Linked DNA regions of Homo sapiens: region 1 is linked to region 2. Evidence: read pairs that join two places in POLR2A ChIA-PET (ENCODE). Cell type or tissue: A673. All regions are shown on one strand.

Region 1 (8,000 bases), 580 kb before region 2:
CTCTATCCTTTTTGTAAGTTACTCTTACACTAATTATTATTTTATTGCATTTAGTTACATTGTTTGACGAGCTATTTGAGAGCAAAGTATCTTAGAAGATGAATTATCTGAGAGAAATTTTTTTTCTTGTTTAATGATTGTTTTTAAAGACTTTTAACATATCAAGTACCATTATTCTCATATTTACTCAACTTTAATAAGAATGTTACATATACATCCATTATGTAACAAATTATGTGAAATATATGATTTGGGGATTCTGTAGTGGTTACTGAATTATAGTCACTCACAACTCATTAGCACAGCCTTGATCCCATGCTTAATGGATGGAGTTCATAAAGTAATGTGAAACAGTAATATTGGAGGTAGAGTGTAGATGAACTTTGTATTAATATGGAATAATTTAATTTGCATGACTCTTCCATAAATAAAGAGATGCATATCATCTACAAATTTATATATAGCACAAATCTATTTCAATAGAGATCACAGCTGTCTCTTGCATGCAGTAGTTATAAATATCACATGAGACAGCTGTTTAGTAAACAAATGGTGCTTTATATTGAATTAGAGTGTCAAAATCGAACTTCTTATTTCTAATGGTTTCTTAATAGTTGAAACTTAGTATACATCAGTAAGATGTTTATGTATAACTGTCAGGAAAAATGTAGTTTGGGACACTCTTTTTTCCATTTTAATTTTTCTATTTCATCAGCTTTAGGGGGACAAGTGGTTTTATGTTTACATGAATAAATTGTACAATTAGTAAAGTCTGGGATTTTAATGTACCCATCACTGAATAGTGTACATTGTACCAAATAGGTATTTTTTTTCATCCCTCATCCCCTTCTCACCCTCCCTACTTCCGAGTCTCCAATGTCCATGAAACTACTCTGTATGCCTTTGTGTACCCATAACTTAGTTCCTGCTTGTAAGTGAGAACCACAGTATTTAGTTGTCTGTTCCTGAGTTACTTAGAATAATGGCCTCCAGCTCCATCCAAGTTGATGCAAAAGATATTTCATATTCTTTTTTTTAATGGCTGAGTAGTATTCCATGGTGTATATACGTATACCACATTTCAGGACACTATTTCTTAACCTTCTCTTCTGATTGAAAGTTTTTTTTTTTACATTTTCAGTGGAAAACTTCAAACATATTTAATAGACAGCACAATCTACTAAATATGTTTAGTAGACTATGTCATGAACAGTGTAATGAATCTGTCTGTACCCATATCACAACTTTCACAATTGTTAGTTCTAGGACAAATCTTGTTTCATCTATTCAGGCATCAATTCCCCACCCCCCAACCCTCATCCCATATTTTAGAAATTATTTTTTTTATAATAGTTTTAGATTTGCAGAAAAATTGAGAAGACAGTACAGAGGGTTCTTATATATATCACACCCAATTTCCCCTATTATTACTATCTTACATTATTATGATGCATTTGTTACAAATAATAAACCAATATCAATACAATATTATTAACTAAAGTCCATCATTTATTTAGATTTCCTTATTTTTTGCCTAAAGCCCTTTTTCTGTTTCAGGGTCCTACCTGGAATATCATGTTGTATTTAGTTGTCTTTGGCTGTGACAGTTTTTCTTGCTTTTGAAGACCTTGACAGTTTTGAGGAGTTCCAGTCAGATATTTTTAGAATACTCTATTAGAATTTGTCTGATTTTTTTTCTCATGACATAAGATTGAGGTTATGGGTTATTCACAGAGGTGAAGTGCCATTTTCATCACATCACATCACGTCGCACTATCAGCATGATTTATGACTGCTGACGTTCGCCTTGATCACCTGGCTGAAGTAATGTTTGTTAGGTTTTTCTACAGTAAATCTACCCCACCCTCTAAGGAAGTCACTATAACCAGTCCACACTTAAGGTATGTTTCTTCTTGAGGGGGTATCTACATAAGATATTTGAAATTCTTTTGCATGGATTTGTCTTTTCTTCCCCATTTAATAATTGATTCAATTATAATTTTTTAATTGATACATAATATTTGTACATATTTATGGGATACATGTGATATTTTGTTACATGCATAGACTATATAATGATTCATATTATTTTAAAGCAAATTCCAGATGTCATATGTTTTCTGTTATATATATTTCAATGTTTATCTCTGAATGATTAGGATTCTATTTTTAACATAATAATGATTCATAATACATCATGTAAAAATTAATAATAATTCCTTGATATATCATCAAATATCCATTCTGTGTTCACATTTCTGATTATTTTATAAATAACTTTTAAAAAATGTTTAATTCAAAATTAAGATTTATACATTGTGTTAATCTTATTAACCCTTATTAACTCTCTTTTAATCTATAGTTTACTTCCTGGATTTCTCTTTGTTTTTTTTCCTGTAATTTACTTTTTGGAAGATCAGTTACATGTGAAAAACTTTATTTTTAAAAACTTTCATTTATTTGTCTGGCCAACAGGTATATTTTTAATTTGGAACATAAAATACATTAAAAAATCAAAGACTCTAATACCCATTAACTCATAAAATACTCATTAACTACTTACTGTACATCTACTATGTGCCAAGTGCTGGAAATATAATGATAAATCAGAATTAGAAGAGGAAAAAGAAAACCACAGTTGAGCTAAATTCACTTATCTTGCTTTGTTTGCCTCAACATAGGTAATGGAAGAAAATATTTAATTGGGGTTTGTTTTGTGCCAGAAACAGGTAAATACTATTTTCTCATTTAGAAGTTGAAGAAGCTGAATTGTAGAGTTTTTACCATAAGATGTCCTAGTGTGACTTGATCTCAGGCAGTGTAGCTCTGAAGTCTAACCAGGGCTTGGCAAACTATTTTTGTAAAGGGCCAGATATTTAATGTTTTATTTGTATACCGCATATGATCTCTGCTGCTGCTGCTTCTCCTCCTTCTTCTTTTATAACCCTTAACAAATATAAAATTTAGTTTCAGCTTGCAGGTCATATAAAAACAGACCATAAGGCAAATTTGTCTCACAGCTCATAGCTTTCTAACTAACCATCACACTGCCTCTTGGCAACATCGTAATTGTCACACTCAGAATAACCTCAGAAATTATGGCATCTTAAGGGCTTAATTCTTCCTTTGTCATGCGTTGGATCTACCTCCTCTTGTTTTCAGCATCCATAAAAGTATGCAACAGTAGGTTCAAGTTCCCAGGTAATTTCTCTATCAGATATATCCCCTTAGGGCCTGGGTAAAGGAATATAAACAGCTCAGAACTCAAAACCTCTAAATATCAAGGAAATCTAAATACAGGGGTAGTTGATCTGAATTATTTCCACGGTACCCAAGAATGAGTGGCCTAAATAAGCAGGGGAAGTGAAATATTTCCTCTTCACAAATGAAGAGGGCAACTTTGACTTTTGTGGTCACAACTCCTCTGCAGGGTGGTCTTTGTTGTTTAGGTGGGAATCCACTCAGCTGTTGGGAGTGTGAAAGAGGCTCGAAGAGATGCTTTCTGATGGTGAAAGACATCCAGAGAAGAACGCTACATCTGATTTTGTTTTTTGAGACAGAGTCTTACACTGTTGCCCAGGCTGGAGTGGTGCGATCTTGGCTCACTGCAGCCTCCGCCTCCCAGGTTCAAGCAATTCTCCTGCCTCAGCCTCCTGAGTAGCTGGGGCTACAGGCACCTGCCACCACGCTTGGCTAATTTTTGTGTTTTCAGTAGAGATGAGGTTTTGCCATGTTGGCCAGGCTGGTCTTGAACTCCTGACCTCAAGTGATCTGCCTGCCTCGGCCTCCCAAAGTTCTGGGATTACAGGCATGAGCCACCGTGCCCAGCCCATCTGATTTTAAAGAAAGACTTTCTTCTGTGAACTGTGAATGAGGAGGGCTAGACACAGTCAAGGGCCTGCTCATGGTCATGGTTCTACCACTGAAGGGCTGTCAGTTCATGGTTCTTTCTGGTCTATACATCTGAAAAATCATAAGCTAGGCTAGGATCCCATGGTAAAAACTGAGACTCAATGTAACCCCATTGGAGACCTGGTATCTCCAGCTACATTTATTGGGCATGCAAAGTGCCATAAGCCATGCTAAGCAATTTACACAGTGTTTCACTTGATCCTCTTACCTTAATGTGATTAGCGTCATTATGTCCATTTTATATATGAGGAAATTGAGGTGTTAAAGATTAAACAACTTACTTAAAATCATAGAACTAGTAAGACTGATACTCAAGTCCAGATATGTCTGATTACAAAGTTTCAATGGATAATTTTTGAGTATCCAGTGGTGAAACTCCCCATGGATATTCACCCAATCAAAGGAATCAAATACCTTCTAAATACCAGGCATTGCACTGGGGATATCATGAAGAACAAAACAAAGTCCCCGCCCTTACAGAGGAATGTACCCTCTTCTCCCTTATGGATCACTGACCCCACCTTTCATGTATCTTTCTACCTGTGTGTGATAGCATTCATTATACACATGGTCCATACTCATGTAATTAGATACACACACCTGCTGTCTTCTTTTACATTTTCCACCAACAGGAGAAACCAAATGTAGAGAGTGATGATAAACACGAATATCTTGACAATGAGTCCACACGTCACCTGAAGAGGACCCTGATTCACATTGACTGACTGGAACCTCAGTTTCTCTAGCTATAGAGAGGATTAATTACACTTGACAGCTACTGTCAAGCGAAACAGAAAGCTTATACTTAGAAACATCCACAAGGATGAATATGTATTAAATATTTTGAAATGTGGATGGATATTATCTATTTGTATATATATATGCATTCTTGCCATTTCTTACTCAATTTATTTCCTATTTTTCATCTCCATTGATACTAGAATATACTTTTTAAATTTGTAGAATCAGGCCTGTGATTTTACAGTCACAAACATATAAGCAAGCTACAGTTCTTTAAAAATGTGAACTACTCAGGTATCAACTTTGATCAGATTCAATTGTTTGATCCAAACTTTGGTAAGGTTCAATCACCTGATCTATTGCAAGGTTTCCAAGTTCATGTGGTCTTAGAGTTTTACATCATTTAGAAACTCAGAGCGCCAAGTAATCAGATAGCCTGTATTTAGCTTGTAGTTCTACCACTTTCAAACAGTGGACTTGGAGAATTTGCTTAATCTCAAATCTCAATTTCCTCACTAATAAAATGGGGTAATACTACCTCATAAAGTTGTGAGGAAGATGATAAAAAGTGCTTATTAGTATCTGTCACACATAAGTGATAAATGTTAGTCATTATTAATATTTAAAATGACATTATTAAAATGTATAACTCATAGTCTAATTTTGAATTGTAATGAACTGATTTTGATCCTGAATTTTGATCCTCTTGGTCTATTTTTTTGTTTTATAACTGTTCATTCATTTAAAATAATTTTATTTAGCTTTTTTTCAACCTGTATAATATTTTCTCTACTGTACTTGTCATGGAAAAAAAGAAGGGAATAAGCTAGTTTCTGCTCTGAGGTAATGATAATTTTGCTGGAAGGTTAGTGTTACAGATTTGTTCTTCTCAGTCTTTGATATGCAGGAGAGCATGTGAGGATCTTGATAAAATGCAGCCTCTGATTCAGCAGGTCTGGAATGGTGCATGAGAGTCTGGATTTCTAGCAAGCTCCCAGGTGATGTCAATGCTGCTGGTCCACAGAACACACTTGGAATGGTATAAACAGCTGTAGGATTTTGAGGACAGAGGTTAATGTTGACTCTGCCTTTTCCATGATATTAACAAAAGAAAGACACAAACAACATGCACTTTTTTATACATCATTTCATAGGTAGAGGTTCAAAGTTTTTTCACGATAATGAAAACAATGATATTTTACCAGGAAGAGTGGGGCAATGCTTGCAACTCATTCACAACAATCTTGCAAACTGTAAGGCATATCTTTGTCCTGGGCTCTAATTTTTCTGTAAGTTTCTAAATATTCTAATGAATATCTACTAGATTTTTACCATGTACGTCTTCTGCTGTAAGTCACCTCAAATTTTCTTTACTTGAAAGAGGTAAAATATGAACAAATGCATTCCATTCTATTGTTTTAGTCAGATAGCACTGATTTAAAACATTGAAGGCTTTAAGTTGAAAGTTAAATTCAAGTGAAAGAGACCATCATTAAATAATTCTAATGATGTGGCATCTTTTTATCTGTTGAATCAGAAGTTCTTATTTTTTTTGTGGGGGAAAAAAAGCTATGTGTTAGAGCCATATTTAAAATGCAATCTTCATATATTTTCATTTAGGTACACTGTATTGTAAAGATCAGTTAATAAACTATGATAATGCTTGTTAGAAATGACGAGTATTAATAAGAAATGACTAGAACACTGTGTGGAAGATTCTGCTAAGATACATCTTCAGACTCAAGTGCTGGAATGTCAGCAAGCATTGTCAAAACATTGCTGAGTTGAAAGAATGATTTTGGTGACTCTCTCTTACTTATTTCACAAATATCTCTCTCCTATTCACTTTTATCTAAAGAGTTGCTATTATTTCTGCTTTTGTCTGACTTTACTTTCATCTTACATATCAGGGACTGAAACCCTCATTCCTCTAATTGTGTCTGACATGAAGCTGTCAATCTTATCTCCAAGTCTTTTATTGAAATGTTCCAGATGTGTGGGCAGAATCTAGGATTGTAGGCGCGACTGGCCCCTGATTCTTAAATGGTCAGTGCATCCTCTTTTTCCCTAGCTTCCAGGGCTGTCCACCAAAGTCATGCATGTAATGATACTTCAAAGCACCTTTTTTAAAATCTAGCCTTTTATTTTCCTTCTTCAGAAAATGACTAGCATAGTGTGTCATTTTCTCTTATTGTCGGTATGCAAGTCTCCAATTCCCAAGGGAGCACACAGATAGATTTCTCCCAAAGAGTTTTACATTTTCAGCTCACCAGTCTAAGCTTCTTTGAATTGGGTTTAGAACAAAATTGCAAATATTATTTCCATTTTCACATAGGCCAAAAGTCAAATATAAGTATTCTAAAGGGGAGTGTCAAAAATCTCCTTGATCAAATGCCCATTCTTTCATTATTTGTAAATGACCTTTAAAACTTTAGATCACCAGAGAGCTCCCTTTTAGGTACAGAGGCACACATATTTTTATTTTACTTTTTTTTTGCAAAAGTTTCCCCCTTTCTGTTCTTTTCCAATGTGGACTCTGGGCAGATGTATAGACCAAATGATTCATTTCCAAAATGTCCCACTCCAATTGAACTGTATTCATTTTAGACTCTCAGATCAATGGGGCTTGTCTAACAACTGGATGTACTCAGTGCTCTTCTGTGTTTACTTGTTTTGTTTTTAATATCATAAGATCAAGACAATATTGCTACTTTCCCACCCCACATTTCCTTTTTGTTTTTATAGCTCCAACGTGTTTTTCCCTAGTGGACATAATTAAGTCTAGAGTTTGTTGCTCCAATATCCTTCCTCTACTTCTGAGTGATTAAAAAAATCAGTAAGGTATGCAAAGACATTATTGAACATTCTTCATTTCACCAAATAATACAAATAACAAAATTTGATTAGTTGTGGCTCCTTAACACTTTTTGCCCGTATTTATACCAGTTTTACATATTTTCCCATTCAACCACTTATTTGTCTCTCTCTTTTACTTGACTATATGCACCTGGAGGCATGGACTCCATCTTGACTTTCTCCAGTGAAGACAGGTACTCAGTGGGAGCTTAGTTCATTGCCATCAAATGGCTAAAAATATACTCTTACAAAAATCTTTTTATGCCTTAGTTCAAGTTCTAAAATAAAGTAACCGTAGATAATTTTGTTAAATGTTAGTGAGACAAGATCTTTGTTGTCCAGGCTGGAGTGCAGTGACACAGTCCTGGCTCACTGCAGCCTTAACCTCCTGGGCCCAGGTGATCCTCTCACCTCAGCCTCCTGAGTAGCTGGGACTACAGGTAACAGGCATGTGCCATCATTCTTAGCTAACTTAAAAACAACAACAAAAA
Region 2 (8,000 bases):
AGAATAAAGACAAGGACCACATCCTCAGACCTTTTTGCTAACGCTTCCCCCAGAAATAAATAGAAATATTTTACAGGAAAAAAAATTATGGTAACTGCCATTTGTAATATTAATGTCTATCTCATCCCTTATTTATTGAGCACTATGTGCTAGGTAATGTGGTAGGCATTTATTTTTTACATAAACCTCTACAGGAGGTACTATTTTCCAAATTACTTTGAACCCTGGAGTTGGCAAGTTTCAATTTTAAAATGTGTAAAATTTGTATAATAATACCTCTACCAGGCCAGGCACTGTGGTTCACGCCTGTAATCCCAGCACTTTGGGAGGCTGAGGTAGGCGGATCACGAGGTCAGGAGATCAAGACCATCCTGGCTAACACGGTGAAACCCGTCTCTACTAAAAATACAAAAATTTAGCTGGGTGGCAGGTGCCTGTAGTCCCAGCTATTCGGTAGGCTGAGGAAGGAGAATGGCGTGAACCCGGAAGGCGGAGGTTGCGGTGAGTGGAGGTAGCACCACTGCACTCTAGCCTGGGCAACAGAGCGAGGCTCTGTCTCAAAAAAGAAATAATAATAATATCTCTACTAGAGGATTGCGTGGAAAAGAAAGTGCCAAGCTTCAGAGTCGATGCCTGAGTTGTTTCCACTATTCCATGTTATAGGGTCTTAGCCTTCTTAGAAAATGAAGCACCATTGATTAGAAACTTTGCACCATGGGAAGAGAAATGGAAGGGAAATATGTATATGTGTGTGCATGCATGTGTATATGTTTATGTGATGTGTGTGTGTGTGTGTGTGTGTATGTAGGGGTGAAAGACTACATCACAGTCAGGAGCTCTGGAAGTAATGGAATGTCTGATGATGGCCATGAGATGGGGCAGATTTACCTCTGTTTATCCTGCCTTCCTCTAGACCACCATCGTGAATGTGGAAGAGACATTCACATACCCTCAGGGGGCTCCTTGCTGTGGTGGGATGCAGCCAATGCTCTCAGTACCTCTTTCTACTTTTTATTAGAGAGAAATAAGAAGTTAGGTCATTGAAGGCGGGGCACAGTGGCTCAAGCCTGTAATCCCAGCACTTTGGGAGGCCAAAGTGGGTGGATCACGAGGTCGAGAGATCAAGACCATCCTGGCCAACAGGGTGAAACCCTGTCTCTAATAAAAATACAAAAATTAGCTGGGCATGGTGGCGGGCACCTGTAGTCCTAGCTACTCGGGTGGCTGAGGCAGGAGAATCACTTGAACCAGGGAGGCGGAGGTTGCAGTGAGCTGAGATTGCGCCACTGCACTCCAGCCTGGCAACAGACTGAGACTCCGTCTCAAAAAAAAAAAAAAAAAGAAAAGAAAAAGAAGTTAGGTCATTGTAGACCAGTTGCTACAGACTACCTCAGAGAGATACAGTGCCCTCAGAAAGCACATTCTTTTGGGTTTCTAATACAATAGAATCAATGTATTATTTTTTTTTTGTTTTTAGTTTTTAGATACAAGATTTTGCTACATTGCCCAGGCTGGACTCAAAGTCCTGGGCTCAAGGGATCCTCCAGCCTTCCCCATACCTGGGACTACAGGTGCACACCACCAAGTAGTGGCACACCGTTTGGTGCCCGACCAAGAACCAATATATTATTGAAGAAATAAAGGATTCGTTGACATGCATCACAGACACACATCAAAAATTTGTACACTTAGATCATTTTTTTAAAATCTTTTTGTCGTACTCCTCTGCCTTTAACTATAATTTTTAAAAATACTAAATAAATGATATGCTTGGGAAGAAAAGCAAATACTACCAAACTATGTAAGGCAAATGATGAAAATGGCTCCATCACCTTCCTTGTTCCTGTCTCCTCACCTACCACATCCTCATGCTCATGAGCTGGCCCATAGCTCTCCAGCACACCTCTGTGTGTAAATGAGCTTGCATAGATTTTTTTTAAATGATACTATTCTATACATATTATTTGCTGCTTGCTCTTTTCATTCAAAAATGATCACAATTATCTTTCCTCGCATATAGATCCACCCAATCTTTTTCTCTTTCCTTTTTCCTTTTTCTTAATGTAGTGCAATTTATTTAACTCTCCCTACTGATGTTTGTTTTATTTGTCTACAGCAGTGGTCCCCCACCTTTTTGGCAACAGGGACTGATTTTGTGGAAGACAATTTTTCCATGAATGGGGGCAGGAGCAGGGGATAGTTTCGGGATGATTCAAGCACATTACATTTGTTGTGTATTTTATTACTATTATTATTACATTGTAAGATATAATGAAATAATTCTGCAACTCACCATAATGTAGAGTCAGTGGGAGCCCTGAACTTGTCTTCCTGCAAATAGATGGTCCCATCTGGGGGTGATGAGAGACACCGACAGATCATCAGGCATTAGATTATCATAAGGAGTGCATAATCTAGATCCCTCACATGCGCAGTTCACAATAGGATTCAGTCTCCTATGAGAATCTAATGCCACCACTGATCTGACAGGAGACAGAGTTCAGACGCTAATGCAAGAGATGAGGACCAGCTGTAAATACAGATGAAGCTTCGCTCGCTAGCCCACCACTCACCTCCAGCTGTGCAGCCCAGTTACTAACAGGCCACAGATCACCACCAGTACGTGGCCTGGTTTTGGGGACCCCTGGTCTGCAGTATTTTATAATTTAAAAAAATCTGAGCAGAACCTATTTGAGCTCTGGATTTGTCTTTGGATTAACGTTTCTAACAGGATTTATTGCTAAAAACAAAATTTCATGGACAAAGGATACTTGCAGTTGAGATAAGATTTTCAAAGGTTTTATACAAATCTACATAAATGTTAGAAAAGGATCTCTGAGAAAATTTTTAAGTCCACAAGGATTATTTCTGTGAATGTTTACGAATATAATTTTGATAAATATAAGAAATGTGAATAACAAAGATGTGCATGTAACCATTAGAAACAGAAAAAATGGAATATATATAAACAGAAAAATTAGCCCTTGTTATTACCCTAATTTTTTCATTGTCACAATCTACTTTGCTTTTATAAACCAATAGTTTTTATAAACCTTTAAAATTTGATATATAAATCTAAGACTATCTTTAAATATAGTGGCTATATTCTTGAATCTAGTATCACAAATAAAGAATATTAGATTTGAATTTTAGAGACTTAGAATAGTATAAGCTATATTTAAGAAGACATTTAAGACAGTTAACAGTATTTATAATTTTGTCTGGAGGAAACATTATTCTTAAGGTATTTATTACCAAATTTACTTAAAATGCCCCCAACATAAAATATTCTAGAAAAACCTAGTCAGGTTTCTGCAGAAAGTATTTAGTTTATACTGTAGCTACTATGACGGTTTGCACATTACATTTATTTAGGATCACATGCTTACTGAGATGTAAATTACTTTCACAATTTTTTTGGTCTTATTTATTTTTGCCTCTCCCAGCTTCCATCACTGAATGAAATCGAGGCATCAAACATTGGTTTCATGTATTTTTTTTGTAGCAACAACTGTAGAAATTGTGTATGATGAAAAGGTCTTAACTACTGCTTAAAGAGAAAAAGAAATTGTGTGGTTTATTTTTAAAGGGTGCACTCACACACTCACAAAGTAGTGGGGTTGAAAGGAGAGAAAAAAGAGTAAAAGTTCATTGGAACCCAATGATTTATTGGGAAAGGCTCAGCGAGCTCACATAAAAACCAAAGGGGGGAAGTGGTCGGACATTGGGTCAAATCTCCATTCACATGTTGTGTAATAAAAGGCTGACTGTAGCCTTTCAGCCTTGCTTCTAGTCATAGACAATGGCAATTGCAGAGCAAGACTAATAACAGGATTTAGCATAAATCCACCACAGGAAGTGAACAGTTGTACTGGCAAATAATTAGCCAGGAAACATTTTATAGCAGCATCAGGATGCGTCCGTGAGCTTTCAAACTCTCAATGCATTTGTGATCATGAAAACATAATTAGTTCTCAGCGATTGTAATTTTTGTGTGTGTTTGTTGTAAGATGGTTCCTTTCCCCTCCTTTCTTTTCACAAACAGGCCTTATTTTTCCTATCCTAATTTAGCAGCCCCAGTGAGGGTTTTGAAGTCTCAAGGGAGGGGTTTAGAATGTTCTCTTTTTTCTCCTGCTGATGCTTTTTTATTGCAAGGTGGATGGTGTTTATTTTGCACAGCTAACAAGTGAGTTCAAAGCAATACGTTGCTCTTGAACTTTTGCCAGATTCCCAAAGCTGAAAGCTCCCCTGCGTGGTAGAACCGACCTGTACTATCAAAGCCTGACTAATTTGCAAAGGAATGTCAAAATGACTGGTGCACTGCATTTTCCACCACCCGCTTCATTTGACACTTAAAGGAAAGCTAAGTGGGAGTGTAAAAGGAAGGAAATTCATTCAAGGAAGCGTACCTTATAATGTGTGAATTAATTTCAGAAGAGAATGAGAGCTCATTGCCGAGTACTTGCATTTTCATCTTCTGTGCTCTTTGTTGTAGTTACTGTTTTTGTAAGGGTTGCTAATAAACATTATGCTTCTGTTCTCACATCATCCATATTAGGAGGAAATGCTGTCATTAGACTTGGCTTTGAAATCCTTTGTGTCAAAGTGTCTACATGAAGCTGCTTCATCTGATTTAGTCACACCAGTCAAAGAGCGGCCTCATGAAGACAAACACTTGGTCCAGGGCGATATTTTTTTCGCCTTTCAACACTCTAAAAAATCATTTCCTCAGAACCAAGAGAATTACATATATGAACAAATATAAATTGTTTTTAGAGGAGACAAGACTGATAAATAAAGTCCTACACTTCACATTTAAAAGCATAATTCAGGGATGATATTTGAAAATGGAATTCAGCTCACCTAAAAATTACGCTGAAACAAAGGTCACAGAGAATCAGATCAAATAGGAGACTTTGATTTAATTTAGTCTAATTCTAATCTCTGTGTTCCAATTGCATTTTATAACCTCGAATTTTATTTAAAACTTATATTGAAAATATGACATTGACATATTCACCCAAATAAGTTCATCTGCAAATCATTTCTTTAAGCATTGACCCTAAAATTTCATTACTATTTCTGATTGTTTTCCCGGGGAGTTTGCTGTGATTTATATAAATTGCCATTGTCATCAGCCAGGTGAACAGAAACCTTACCTTCAAAATTGTTTTCCTTGCTTGAGTTTTGACCATGAATTTCTTAATGTTCCCTTCTACCTAAAACTGAACTCCATATCTCAGCATGGTTTTGACCACTAAATGTGTACCTTATCTCTGTTACCAAAATCTGAGGTAATCTGGCAATGCGTCAGTTACTTGGAAGTGAGCTACTAAGGTACAGTCATGTAGTAGTTGTCTAAAAAGTGAGTGAACGTCAAACTGAAGGCCATGCTGCTAAAGGATGAAGGCCAGAGTCACATGGATCCAGGTTTGCATTACAGCTTTAGCACTTACCAGTTCTATGGCCACTGCTAATTAATTACCTTTCAAAGGCTTAGCTTCCTCATGTGTAAAATGAGGCTAATTTTACCACCTAACCTGTGGTTTATTGTCCTCCGTACTGTGAATGTCAAACAATAAACACTTAATAAATGTTATCTATTACAAAATCAAAGCAGTTTGGAAATAATATGCTGCAAGAATCAGGAATTCCTTCAAGTGGGCTTAAAATATAGGAAATATGGCCAAGCGCGGTGGCTCTCGCCTGTAATCCTAGCACTTTGGGAGGGTGAGTCCGGTGGATCACCTGAGGTCAGGAGTTCGAGACCAGCCTGGCCAACATAGTGAAACCCCGTCTCTATGAAAATACAAAATTCGCCACATGTGGTGGCATGCTCCTGTAACCCCAGCTATTTGGGAGGCTGAGGCAGGAGAATCACTTGAACCAGGGAGGCAGAGGTTGCAGTGAGCTGAGATCACGCCATTGCACTCCAGCCTGGGCAACAGGAGCGAAACTCTGTCTAAAAAAAAAATAAAATTATATACATATATATATATACACATATATATGTATATATATATGTGTATATATACACTTATATATATACATATATATATACACATATATATGTATATATATACATACATACATGAAATATATTATGGAACAAAAAATCTGGAGGTAAGGAAAACTTCAAGTTTGGTATCATCAAATTTCCAGCTTTGTCTTGCAATGTTCTTGGTCTTTCCTGAGTTAGTTGTCTTCAGGATAGTGCCTCTCATAGTTGCAAAATAGCTGCCAGCAACAACCAGGACAACCCATGTCTTTGTTGAAATCTACCAGAAGAGAGAGGGGAGGAAAGTGCTCTTCAACCATAAAACTCTGTGCAGTATGACTGAGAAAAACTTAAGCTCCATACCCATCATATGTGTCATGATGGCAGACACCAGAGAAATATTTTGCCCTGATTGTCTTAAGCTTGGTTGTCAGAGCTAGTTTCTAGCATGGGAGAAGAAATTTCTTTTTTCTTTTTTCTTTTTTTTTTGGTTTGTTTGTTTGTTTTGAGACAGAGTCTTGCTCTGTTGCCAGGTTGGAGTGCAGTGGCACCATCTTGGCTCACTGTAACTTCTGCCTCCCAGGTTCAAGCTATTCTCCTGCCTCAACCTCCCAAGTCGCTGGAACTATAGATGCCCGCCACCATGCCCAGCTAATTTTTTTTTTTTTTTTTTTTTTTTGAATTTTAGTAGAGACAGGGTTTCACCATGTTGCCCAGCTTGGTTGTCTAACTGAGCTCAGGCAATCTGCCCGCCTCGGCCCCGCAAAGTGCTAGGATTACAGGCATGAGCCACTGTGCCTAGCCGGGAGAAGAGATTTCTTTTTTTTCTTTTACTTTCTTTTCTTTTCTTTTCTTTCTTTCTTTTTTTCTTCTTTTCTTTCTTTGTTTTCTTTTTTTTCTTTTCTTTTCCTTTCTTCTTTTCTTTTCTTTTTCTTTTTTTTTTGAGACAGAGTTTCACTATTGTTGCCCAGGTTGGAGTGCAGTGGTGCAATCTTGGCTCACGGTGACCTCTGCCTCCTGGGTTCAAGCGATTCTCCTGTCTCAGCCTCCCGAGTAGCCAGGATTACAGGTGCATGCCACCATGCCCTGCTAATTTTTGTATTTTTTAGTAGAGACGGGGTTTCATCATATTGGTCAGGCTGGTCTTGAACTCCCGACCTGAGGTGATCCGCCCTCCTTGGCCCCCCAAAGTGCTGGGATTACAGGCGTGAGCCACTGCGCCCAGCCAGGGAGAAGAGATTTCTATGTTTGATCTATACCATTGAGGATCTCACCGTAGAGCTGAATTGAAAGTCATCTTCCCCTGAGTCATATGGGCTAGATGCAGAAGGATGGATGCATAGACAGAGTTGGGGTATTGTTAGGAAGGTTGAAAAAAGTTGTGGGGGTCTATTAGTCAGGGTCGCAGAAGAAAAGAAATGGCGCATTCAAACTGAATAGTTAGAGTTCTAATCACAAAGGTAAGGGCAGAGTTACTTCTATTAGTTACAACAACCAGGAATTGTTACCAAGCCTAAACCTGAAGGGGTAGGGGAAGAAGTAGTTAGCACAACCCAGGAATAAAATGACTGTGAATGAGGACACCTGATAGGATTGTGACCTTTATCAGGGGACTCAACCAGTCCCCCAGCCATCTTAAACAACTTTACTGGGGATATTTCAAGGATTGTTGGGGTATCACTCTCCTTCCACCCCCTAATTTCTTCCTGGTGCCTCCTGTTGGTGGAACACAGCCAGAAGCCAGAGGGCATGAAAGTCTGCTGGTGGAGTTCAGGGAGGTCAGCATCCCAGGCACAGAGTGAGATGGGGGAAGAAAGGAAAGATAGCCAGAACAAGAACCTAGGACAGGCCACTTCTGGGTAAGCAAACAACAGAGTGTAAAAGTATTCTCTAAGACATCACAGAAATACAAAAGAGAGAAAGAGGGGGAAAACAAAAAAATAGAAATATTAAAGAAGGGTGGAAGAAAAAAAGTTTTTTGGCAAACAGAAATAGGTTGGAA

The links. Peaks named below come from ENCODE experiments on the same cell type or tissue, not always from the same donor. Only the 100,000 strongest peaks of a DNase experiment are listed, where the experiment ranks them.
Region 1: POLR2A ChIA-PET joins it to region 2 with 15 read pairs; 2 of 35 experiments call an interaction of 5 or more read pairs at or near these places.

The regions. Positions count from the first base shown.
Region 1 is chr13:79,649,098-79,657,097 of GRCh38, forward strand. No RefSeq gene overlaps it. Among named protein-coding and RNA genes, the nearest start is that of LINC01068, 86 kb to the left of the region's middle. In A673, no CTCF peak of the experiment used is centred here; no DNase peak of the experiment used is centred here.
Region 2 is chr13:80,231,533-80,239,532 of GRCh38, forward strand. No RefSeq gene overlaps it. Among named protein-coding and RNA genes, the nearest start is that of SPRY2, 110 kb to the right of the region's middle. In A673, no CTCF peak of the experiment used is centred here; DNase peaks (open chromatin) are centred at 4,189 and 4,369; H3K4me3 peaks cover 410 bases; H3K27ac peaks cover 2,395 bases.